Linked DNA regions of Homo sapiens: region 2 is linked to region 1. A link is a loop called in an ENCODE intact Hi-C map of the cell type or tissue named here. Cell type or tissue: endothelial cell of umbilical vein. All regions are shown on one strand. Links, peaks and the distances in the headings refer to the core of each region. The heading gives the core; the rest is flanking DNA. Region 1 overlaps RGS5 (regulator of G protein signaling 5). Region 2 has its middle 96 kb from the start of RGS4.

Region 1 (5,388 bases), core at 211-5,210:
CACGTACCACCACGCCTGGCTAATTTTTTTGTATTTTTAGAAGAGACGGCGGGGAGTGTTCACCATGTTGTCTAGGCTGGTCTTGAATTCCTGACCTCAGGTGATCCACCCGCCTTGGCCTCCTAAAGTGCTGGGATCACAGGCATGAGCCACCATGCTCAGGCTTTCTGTTTCTTTCTTTGCCACTCATCAAACACAGTAGTCTTTCACTCCTTCTCTCTGGGAACAAGCTGGCGTATCTCAGTGATTTTGGGGTTTTGGAAAACAAATACCAAAATGGGATACTCTTGTCAATTATCATTTGCTTTTGACGTCACAACACAACTCCCTCAGAGGCAAGAAAGCATGAAATGCCTGGCAACAGTCTTTAAAGAGGAAAAATTACATGTGGAGGAATATATGCATTAACACCCGATACATTAATATGTATTTAAGCTATTATTATTATCTTTAAGAGTTGCTACAGATCACTTGTTTTCTGCGTGTTTGCCGTGGAGAGGGGTGACTGCGTGATCATGGGTGGAGTCCTTGCACCTAGATTAAGGAATTGTATGATTAAATGAAAGTCTGGTGACCTCATGTGGTCCTCCACACTTGGATATATCAGGGATCTGGGAGATAAAGTGTGTTTCTCCCCCAGGTGACTGAAGAAGAGGATGCCCAACAAGTAGGGCCAGGTTTATGAAAGCAAGACCACCCTATGCATAATGAAATCCAACTGTGCCATACTTTTTGGACAAATACTTATTAACAAGCTCATGTAAAATGTTTGTATGACTTATTCTATAATCTCAATAAAGTCCTAGTTCTTTCTGCCCTGACTACACCTTGTATGAAGGGTTTGCTCAGATACAATAATATTCTAAGCTGGGATTCTAATATCTTTTAGTTGATATCAGGCAACAAGAAATCTTAGCATCAATGTCTGGATAGAGGACTTTGTGGGAATCAAGCCACAGGTGCCATCTCTAAGGGTTAAGAGTGAATTACATTTTCAAAACCTTTCTATGGAATGGGTGGGGGTTTCCACAATAGTGTCACAAGTCCAAATAACTTGAATATTATTGTGACTGGAGAGCCCATTATCTAATGAACAAGCCTACGTGTAAACACTCACTTCTAGCACGCGTCCTGCTAGTTGGCAAAGCATCTGATTTCGATCTCTATAGGGATAGCTGAGGCAGCTACAGCAGCCACCTTTGGAGCATGGTCTTTCTAAAGAGTTTGCTGACCACTGTTGAGATGTGAATGCTTGATTAGGTCAAGTAGCTGAATTAACTATGACATACATCATGTCATATTGTAGTGATTACAACCAGCTAAAATTTTTTATTTCATTGTTTTTCATTTCTTGTTTTGTATCTGTCTTGCCCAATTTAAACATAAACTCAATGAGAGGACCTTATCTTTTTTATTTCGTTGAAAATATCAAAACATATTATAGCGTACATCATGTGGTAGGCATTCAGTAAACATACTTTTAATTTGTTGAATAAATAAGTGAACAAAAGGAGAGGCTGCACAGGGTTTTCTTTTTCTTTTTTTCTTTTCTTTTTTTTTTTTGAGACTGAGTTTCACTCTTGTTGCCCAGACTGGAGTGCAATGGCGTGATCTCAGCTCACCACAACCTCCACCTCCTGGGTTCAAGGGATTCTCCTGCCTCAGCCTCTGGAGTAGCTGGGATTGCAGGCATGCACCACCACTCATGGCTAATTTTGTATTTTTAGTAGAGACGGGGTTTCACCATGTTGGTCAGGCTGGTGTCGAACTCCCAACCTCAGGTGATCTGCCCGCCTTGCCCTCCCAAAGTGATGGGATTACAGGCGTGGGCCACTGCACCCGGCCTGCACAGGCTTTTCTCTGTCCACCATGGTCCTAAGAAATTAAGTCAGCTTATTTAAACAAGAACCCTGGGAGACTTCCTAGTCTGTTACTGCAGGTTACTTGTGATGGTCCCTTACTGAAAATGAGCTAACCTGGGGTAGCTGAGGTAACAGCTTGAACATAAAAATGAAAAGAGTTGTTATTAAGACAATCTGCTGAAGGGAAACGTTAGAACATATCAAGAGTTGAAAGGGTATAATAGATAAACGTGCTTTCTGTGAATATATTTGACACAAATGACATTGTCAGTTCCATCTTTTCAGCCATCTTATAGTTTGAAGGGGCTTATTATGTAATTAATCACTAATATGAGTGAAAGCCTAAAACACTGCTAGGGAATGATTCACTTGTGTTTAGAAACAGAGCTTTCATTTCTGAAGTCATATCATAACACATTAATACTACTACTACTATATATTCCTTAGCATTTTCTTCACCTTTTTATCATTTGGAGCACCCGAGGAGTATTTCATATTAACTAACCATAGAGTCATTTTCCATCATGTATCATATATTAATTATATAAATCAAGTAAGAAAATAAATACATGTTTTAACATGATATCACACTATTACTAAACTTCTCTTTCATATGCTGTTAAAGCACAAGCAATGAGTGAATTTTCTGTAGTTCAAACTGAAGTAGGTAAATTCAGAAATAGGGTAGATGGTAGATGCCAAAATGATAGATTCTTTCCACCACAATCACCCGGCACTGCCTTTCTCTGCAGTTAAGAGTCCATCTTGATTTTAGGGGCCATGCTGAGGATCCTGGCAAGTTGAGGATTTCAGCCCCAGAACTGAGCCGACTTTCCACTAGCATATTCTTATACTCCCGCTAAGGGTTTTCAAGATCATCCATTACCCTGTCTCGGAGCCACCTACAAGGAGCAAACTCCACTGATATGAAGTTTTAAATGAGCAGCCAGGAAGAAAGCTGTTCCAGCTTTCAGCAAAATGCATTCTCCCTCTTGATAGGCCCGCGCAGGGACCCTCTGGGCCCTCTTCCCTCTGTCAGTCTCTGCTGGGTTCTACCTCTCAGATTAGTTCTCAGCTGCACGGAACTCAGAGGAGCTCCTCTCTCCTCTGGTCTCTAATCCGGCAAATGTCTTACTCTCGGCTGTGGACATTGACGGCTAGCGAGTGTTTTAGAAGCTTGTGTTTCTCTTTCCTGGGTATCTATTCCAGACATGTTCTTTTTAGTCCGTGGAAAGAAACCTCGTAGTGTTTCTTCAGAAGGAAGCAGCCTGGAACCAATCTGCTCTTTGCTCAGTTCTTTGCTAATGCTCACGCCTTCCCACAGCCAGCAGGGGGCATCTGCGACACGGATTTAAATTGCATTGAATTTAAATTGGATTATCCGATGTTAGGACACCTCTTTTGGAAATGTGTTGTAAAAATCTTGCCTTATGCTTCTCAACTCTCCTCCCTCTCTTCTTCCTTCTCGCTGTTCCTGACATATGTCTGGCGTCTACAGCGAAACCTGTTTGTGATTGCCGAAAGCCTTTCAACCACAGGAATAGCCTATGCCCCAGGGCTACTTCTGTTTCTTTTAAATCCTGAAAAATTATGGTCTTATAATTGATTCTTTTCAGATTGCTAGTGATTGCAATTATCCTCCCTGCCTCTTCTCATCAGCATATGTCCTATATAATATGAGGAACTAAATGCCCCACTTGACCATTCTCAATCTCTTTCAAGGACAGAAATTGAATTCACTTACTTTATAGTGCTTATAGTCATTTAATGGTGTTACCTCTGTCCAGTTAGCAAATTAGAGACATCTTAGTCCTCCGTGACTCATTCTAAGCTGCACTCCAATATTTCACCTACTCCACCCCAAAATGCAGCTTTACTATAACCTAGCAATTCAGTTCATTCATTCATTTGCTCATTCATCAATTTACATGGCAAATCTTTATTGAATGCTATTAAATGCCAGGCCCTGTGCTAAGTGCTGAAGCTGTAATTGTGAACTAAACAAATGTTCACTCTGCTCTTGGGGACCTGACACTTTAATGGGAGAGATAGACAATATTCGCATATACATATACATATGGAGATATAAATGCCAATTGAAAAATGCCATGAATGGAAAATTCAGAGGGCTCTGAGGATATATTAGGAGCAGTTTTTAGGTATATAATATCTCCCATTGCACATTGGGAAGTTAGGGCTCCTTGAGGTTACAGTCTATGTTTGTTTGTTTGTTTATTTATTTATTTAGAGATGGAGTCTTGCTCTGTTGTCCAGGCTGGAGTGCAGCGGCATGATCTTGGCTTACTGCAACCTCCACCTCCTGGGTTCAAGCAATTCTCTGCCTCAGCCTCCCGAGTAGTTGGGATTACAGGTGCCTGCCACCACGCTTGGCTAATTTTTTTTGTATTTTCAGTAGAGATGGGGTTTCACCATCTTGGCCAGGCTGGTCTTGAATGCGTGACCTCATGATCCACCCACCTCGGCCTCCTAAAGTGCTGGGATTACAGGCATGAGCCACTGTGCCAGGCCTACGTTCTTTTGTTTTTATACTCCACCTACCTTCATCAGTGATTGGAAAAATATCTGCTATACAGTTTACATATATGTGTTTTATATTCAATTGTTCCAAGTGTCTCTGAAGCGAGAAACAACTCTGTAACCCTTGAAACACCTAGTATAAGATTTTATATATAATTGGTTCTTCACACATTCTGGTGGAATATAATTGTATTTCTCAAAATTTAACCATGTTTCTGTTTTTAGTGATTGCTTGTGCTGGTTTTCCACACTTATGCATCTTAAGGTGATAACCCATTAAATTCACGCACTAGCAGGAAGGACTGAGGTGGTCCGTGGCCTTTTGAGTTTTGACTTCCCAGCCAGCCAGCATACCCACACAGGGAGCAGATTTAAAACTGCAAAGCCCCAGAATTATTCAAACCGTTTTCAGTTTGGAATCACTAATGTGAGTCATCTAGACAAAGAATTATCTTCCTCTGAGCCTTTAATTAAACTTTAACTCAAGCATTTTCAATTGATTTTATTTCAAAACAAGTTTTTCTTTGTAAAACAAAAGAATAACAAGAGGAGGAAGAGAGATGACAGGAGATAAAAATAGTTTCTTGTTAATGAGCATTAATGTAATGTGGCCAGGAAAAAATGTCTAGTGTGCAGTCAAATAGAGCCCGAGACCAAGCAGGAAATTGTAAACAAATTAGAAAATTATCTTCTCTGGATGGTGTTGTTTTTGATGCCAAATTAATGTCAGATACATTCAAGTTTATCTATAAAGGGAAAATAGTTTGGTAAGCTGGAGCTATTGTTTTGTTTGAATTTTTCATTTGGTTTGTTTTATTTTCATATGTCTGTGAGGCTATGGTAGGGAGGAAAGGGAAACGGGGGATGAAATAATATTCCAGGGATTCTTGAGGAGTAAAACAAATCTAACATTATTTAGTCTTGTGAAAAGAGTGCAATGTTTAAAGTGATTTGAACTTCAGCATTTCTCAGCTCCTCGGCCTTTAAA
Region 2 (5,388 bases), core at 230-5,229, 200 kb after region 1:
AACCCTGACCAATATAGTATGTATCTCTAAAAGATAAGGACATCAAAAAATATTACCGCGTCTAAAAATAAAGTGATTTCTTAACGTCATGAAATATCCAATTGCTCTCCAAATTTTCACAATTACAAAAGTCCACATGTTGCATTTAATTTTAATGCCTCTTAATTCTCCCTTAATTTTGAGATTGCCTTTTAAGTAAGGCAGTTTAGCTCCCTAGTTTCACTCTAGCCCATCCAAGGTGTTTCCAAAAACCTCACCTTCACACTAACCACATCCATTATAAGCTGCTTCTTAAACGATGAGAGCTCTCACTCTCTAAAAGGAATTCTAAGCATACCTCTTAAAGTAATAACATATTATATCTCTACTAAGTTTATAATCATAAAGAATGTGGGTATTTGCATTCTCATTTTACAGATGGGAAAATTAGTGTAGGTAACACATATAGAGAGGTGATAAATAGCAATGGTTTCCAAGAATGATGACGATTTCAGTGTGAAACAGAGAGTAGCAATGGCAAGAGATACAGCTAAGTAAATGTGGATGGTGAGGGACCCATTCTGCCTTGTTAAAAGGTTTGAACCCACCCTATAGACAATAAATCACTCAGTGAATCACTGAGCAATTTTAATTATGGAAGCAATGTGATCAGATTTATATTTAAGGCAAGAGGATTGGTGGCAATGTAGAAGGCAAACACAAGTCAGAAAGAGTTAGAAGTAAGAAAAGTGAGTAGTCTGAAGAAATTGGACACATAAGAGATGAGGGGGCTGGAATGACTAACTATGCATCTTATTCTGAAATATGTCTCTTAGGTAATTGATTATTGATACCCCACATCCAAATAGTGGGACAGTTAACTGAGATGTCAGAGCCAGCCTTTTCAACACTTCTAGAGAGAAATTTTGCAAAGACACATCTCTTGTACCTCCATGGACTTTTAATACAGATATGTTTATCATAAGATAACCTTCTAAAGAGCTCATGATAGCATATGATCAAACTCCTTATTGTACAGTCAGGAGGAATCAGCCTTGTTGAAGGAAGGGGCTTACCCAAAGTTACAAGTTGGGACAAAATTTTTGCTTCCAATTCACTGCTGTTCTTACTAGAACTGTTTTCTCCAGTCTCATAGAAGTTCTGAGAAACAATTAGGCCCACACTATCATCAACAGGCAAATATGTGTGCCTGACCAGACAGACAGAGAGGTATTTTGAGAGAGGCCAGGAATGAAACTGGTGAAGAGGCCCAGAGTTTCAATCCTGTTCTCACTCAAGATTCATCATCATCATCATCTTTACTATAAGGAAGAGGGCATTTAAAAGCACAAATGAGATTGTTAGTGATAAAAAGGTACTTATACACCAGCCAATTCCATCCTCCATTTTGCTGAGGCTCAAAGAGGTACAGTGACTTATCTTCGGTTATGTATGCAACTATTGCAGAGCTGGATATTGGACTTAGGCCTCCTGAAGCCCAGCACTGTGCCTGCAGGAGCATTCCCAACTCCTGTCTTTCTGCTCAATACATGGGGAAGAGACGAACAATTTAGGCTACTCAAAATGTGGTGGGCATTTGGGCTCTGGGGAGAGCTTCAGCATCTCTTCTCTCTTTTCATGTTCTCCAACTCCTCAAGCAACATACACACATAGCATAAAGATCACTAGCCAGCTATTTTCTGTCTTGAAAAATTTTTATGATAAGAGTTTTCTAATTAGGGAAAGCCACAGTTCATACACAAAACACAAATTACTAGGCTCTTTGTCTTTTTCAGAAGAAGTATTAATCCATAAATAAATATACTCTGTTGCCAAGTCACTACCATGCTGTATCACATGGCCAAAGGATGCCAAAAGGTATGAGCTCTTGGTGAATCCCAGCTATTGACAGCCAGGTGCTGGACCTTAACCAGAGGCATTGCTATAGGTGGTTAAGTATATGGGCTCTGGTCAGTGGTGACAAAGTTCCTGGGTTCAAATCCCAACACCCCCAGTTACTAGTTATGTGACCTTGGACAAGTTGATTAAAATCTCTGTACTTCAACTCCTTTATTTGTAATATGGAAATGATTTTTTAAATTACCTATCTTCTGGGTCTATTGCAAAATTATCTTATTTAATAATAAGATAATCCACTTAAGGCACTATATGTGAGTTTTTGCATGTAGTGAGCACTTGAACCAATAGAGTATATTTCCTTTTGAATGTAAGAAATTCACAGAGACAGCTTCTCTATAGTAAAGGTAAGAATCAAAACTGAGTTTCTATAAATTACTTTGTATTGCTTAGAGAAAGAAGTCATGGCAATAGATTGAATATATTTTAATTTAAAGTAGAAAATTATATAGGAAAAATAGATATATCTTCCAGAGCTCAGTCTCAAAGGCCACATTTTCTTTTGAGTATTTTAACCTCCAAAACATACTTAGTATGTGGTGAAATTGCCTACTTCTGGGTTGAGTAATGTGAGCTATCATTACCATGGTAACAACAAGGCCAATAACTTGAACTCCAGTCATAGTAGCTACAATAAAGGGGACTCAGTTTGGAAATAATTAGAATCCATCCTTTTTGAGACTGAAATTCATTGCCTTTAAGACTCAATCAACATTCCTGGTGGTAGTCTGGAATCAGCTCAAATCAAGATACATCTATCTTTAAAAAGAATATAGGACAAGAAATCCAAAATAGGAAAAAAATCAAATCATCTTATCTTTCTGGTGCATTTACTAGTCTGATGAGTCATAAGAAAATAATAACCCAGAGGTTAGAAACAAAGACATAAGCACAATTCCTTTCATTCCATGGGTAAAATTGAATTATAGTGAGTCCCAAACTTTTTTTTCATAAAAACAAGGCAAATGGACCCATTTTTAAGTTGAAAGTATTGACCCGTTGTGTTTTTGCTTCTATAGTTTTGTAGAATTCAAAATTATAGAATGTTGAAATTATGAGGAATCTTTCAACATGATTTTATAGATTTAACAAAAGTCCAGAGGGATACGTGCGACTATAGTCCTAGTACTTACAAAGGATCCACGTGAGATTAGAACTCAAGTCATAATTTTCTGTCTTGTCTACTATATTAGGTTACCCTTGTGGAGAATCTAACATTTCATGTTATGCTTCAATAAAACTTTTCTATCTAGTAAGGAAGTAGAGATAATTATTAAATCACTTTCCAACTGCCCTACAACACGGGAAAGACAAATAGTGATGAGTGGGTGTTGACAGCATCTCAGAAATGCCTGAAGATGCCTATGATTTGAGAGAGGCTAAAATCCTGTTACTTAACACTCTAAGGCATATTTATATTCTGCAATTATTCTTCTACACCCTCTAACTTCTGCTGAAAAGGGTCCCTTCTCGGTAGCTCATTTTCTCTCATTAACATCCTTCCAAACTTTCTCTCCTCTCCCACCGCATTTTCAAACATCTTGCCAAAGGGAGATGCCAGTTAAGAGAGTCCTGGCTGTTCGAAAGAGGTTGAAGGGCTCACACTCCATTCAGACGTCTCTGCTCCTCAGCTGCAGGAATGTGGGCTCTTTGGGAGGTAAGAGACTCTAAAAGGGACAAAGAGGCCACTGGAGCCTCCATTCGTGATGATGTTTTCTTCCTAGTTCTGCAAACCAAAAGTTCTGTTTTGTTGGTAGATCCAAAGGAGAACTCTCTGGAAGCCTCTGTTCTGCACAAGATTAATTGAATGGAATAAGTACCTGAGCAAGCAAAGAAAGGGTCTTGAACTAACTCTCAGAGACCCGTGCTGCTCCAACTCTGGCCTGGGTTCCAAATGTTTTACTTTTCACAGTAGTATCTAGAACTGATCACAACCTCCCTGATCTCCCCAGTTGCAGTCCTTTGTTTTTTTTGTTCATTGTCTCTATACTTGTAATCCTTCTATCTCCCAGCCAATAACCTAGTTTTCATCAAGCCACGTTTTTCATTGTCTCTCTCTTCTTCTTTGTTCAACTCCTACACTGTTGTTCCTTTGACCAATTTGATAAAATCCAAACTCCTCCACCTTAGGACACATTCTCCTTTCCAACCATGCCTATGGATTTGTTCTTCCTTGCTACTAACTCATTGATGCACACCTCTCTGCTCTTGCCATTCCTGCCAGCAATGTCTTCCTATCAGGCCCACTTCCTGGCCCCACCCTCTCGGTTCAGCTGGGCCCCCTTATCTCCACACCAGCAAGGAGGTGCTGTTCTTCTTCAGCTCCTGGCCCATTCAGTGTGAGGCCAACAGCATGGCAACAGCCCTGACCCCTCTCCATCTGCCACTAAATCACAGCAGCTGACTTTCAGACCTTGGGTGTTGGGCCTGCCCAATCTTCTTGTCATCTCACCTGCTATATCGGTCCTGTCCCTAGAACTGATATTTTGCCTTGGTCCTTGCTCTTAGGTCCTGGCTGAGTTATCTTCCTGACCGGATTGTCCTCCCTGTCATTCTTCTCTCTTCTGAACTTTAGCCAATGTATGGGCCCTACTGTCTGTGGACTGATCTCCAAAACACTGCCCAGCCTGCAGACTCCCACCCACCTTGTGCACTTAAATAAATTTGTTCGAAGCTCATAATAATGGCTTCCATCAATTGTTTATGTATTTAACTTTTGTTATTTTCTAAAGTTTTATTTTGGATTTTGGATTTTTATTTAATTTGGTTGTATTGGTCGTTCATTTATATGCTTTTATTATCTTCTCTTTATGAAGTATTTTATGAACATTATCTTATTTAAACCTCATAATAACCCTAATCAGAATATATTAATATTTGAATTTTTATATGAAGAACTTGATGTTCAGAGAAATTAGGTAACTTGCCCAAGGTCACATAGCTTATGAGTTGCAATGATCTTTTGTCAAACCTGACCTAAATTCTGTCTCTTACGAGAAGGCTTTCCAATTAATACTTAACTCCTTGGCTCATGCTTTCAGTTTGTGGTGCAAATTGATGGACTCACTATTTTGTGTGCTTCAACTGTTTGTATCTCAACACTTAAAGATTCTCAAGGACAAAAATCTTTTCAAAAGTAAAATAATATTGATTCCTCCAAATGACAGAGAATAGATTCATAGAAAATGATGTTGGCTGAATCAGTCTACCTTCACGTACGCTTAGAGTGAATTGGGAGGCATAGTAATATAGTGTTTAGAAGTATGGATTAACCGCTCAGGTGACCTCTTTGATCTATGACTCAAGCTTCATTATTAAATGGGCACAGTAATGGCCAAGCCCTTGCTGCCTCATAGAGACAGAGGATATCCCACCAGAAAAAAAGGCCCACAGCTTCTTACTCATGATGGCTTAGATGAGAACAACACTTTACAGCTCACAGAGTAGCATCACAAACCTCCTCATCACAAACCTTTGCAGTAGGCAGCCATC

Evidence for each region. Hi-C counts contacts between places; a loop is a spot of excess contacts. Peaks named below come from ENCODE experiments on the same cell type or tissue, not always from the same donor. Only the 100,000 strongest peaks of a DNase experiment are listed, where the experiment ranks them.
Region 2: a loop joins it to region 1, with 3 times the contacts of the local background. A loop is called at or near these places in 3 of 110 quality-filtered maps.

What each region holds. Positions count from the first base shown.
Region 1 is chr1:163,172,797-163,178,184 of GRCh38, reverse strand. The region is part of intron 1 of RGS5 (regulator of G protein signaling 5); the gene reads left to right. All of the region lies in intron 2 of RGS5-AS1 (RGS5 antisense RNA 1), which reads right to left. Among named protein-coding and RNA genes, the nearest start is that of RGS5-AS1, 14 kb to the right of the region's middle. RefSeq lists an enhancer at 410-579. In endothelial cell of umbilical vein, for the core only: a CTCF peak has its summit at 3,185 (motif pointing right); DNase peaks (open chromatin) are centred at 3,194 and 4,854; H3K27ac peaks cover 1,157 bases.
Region 2 is chr1:162,970,816-162,976,203 of GRCh38, reverse strand. No RefSeq gene overlaps it. Among named protein-coding and RNA genes, the nearest start is that of RGS4, 96 kb to the left of the region's middle. In endothelial cell of umbilical vein, for the core only: no CTCF peak of the experiment used is centred there; a DNase peak (open chromatin) is centred at 2,593; H3K27ac peaks cover 1,460 bases.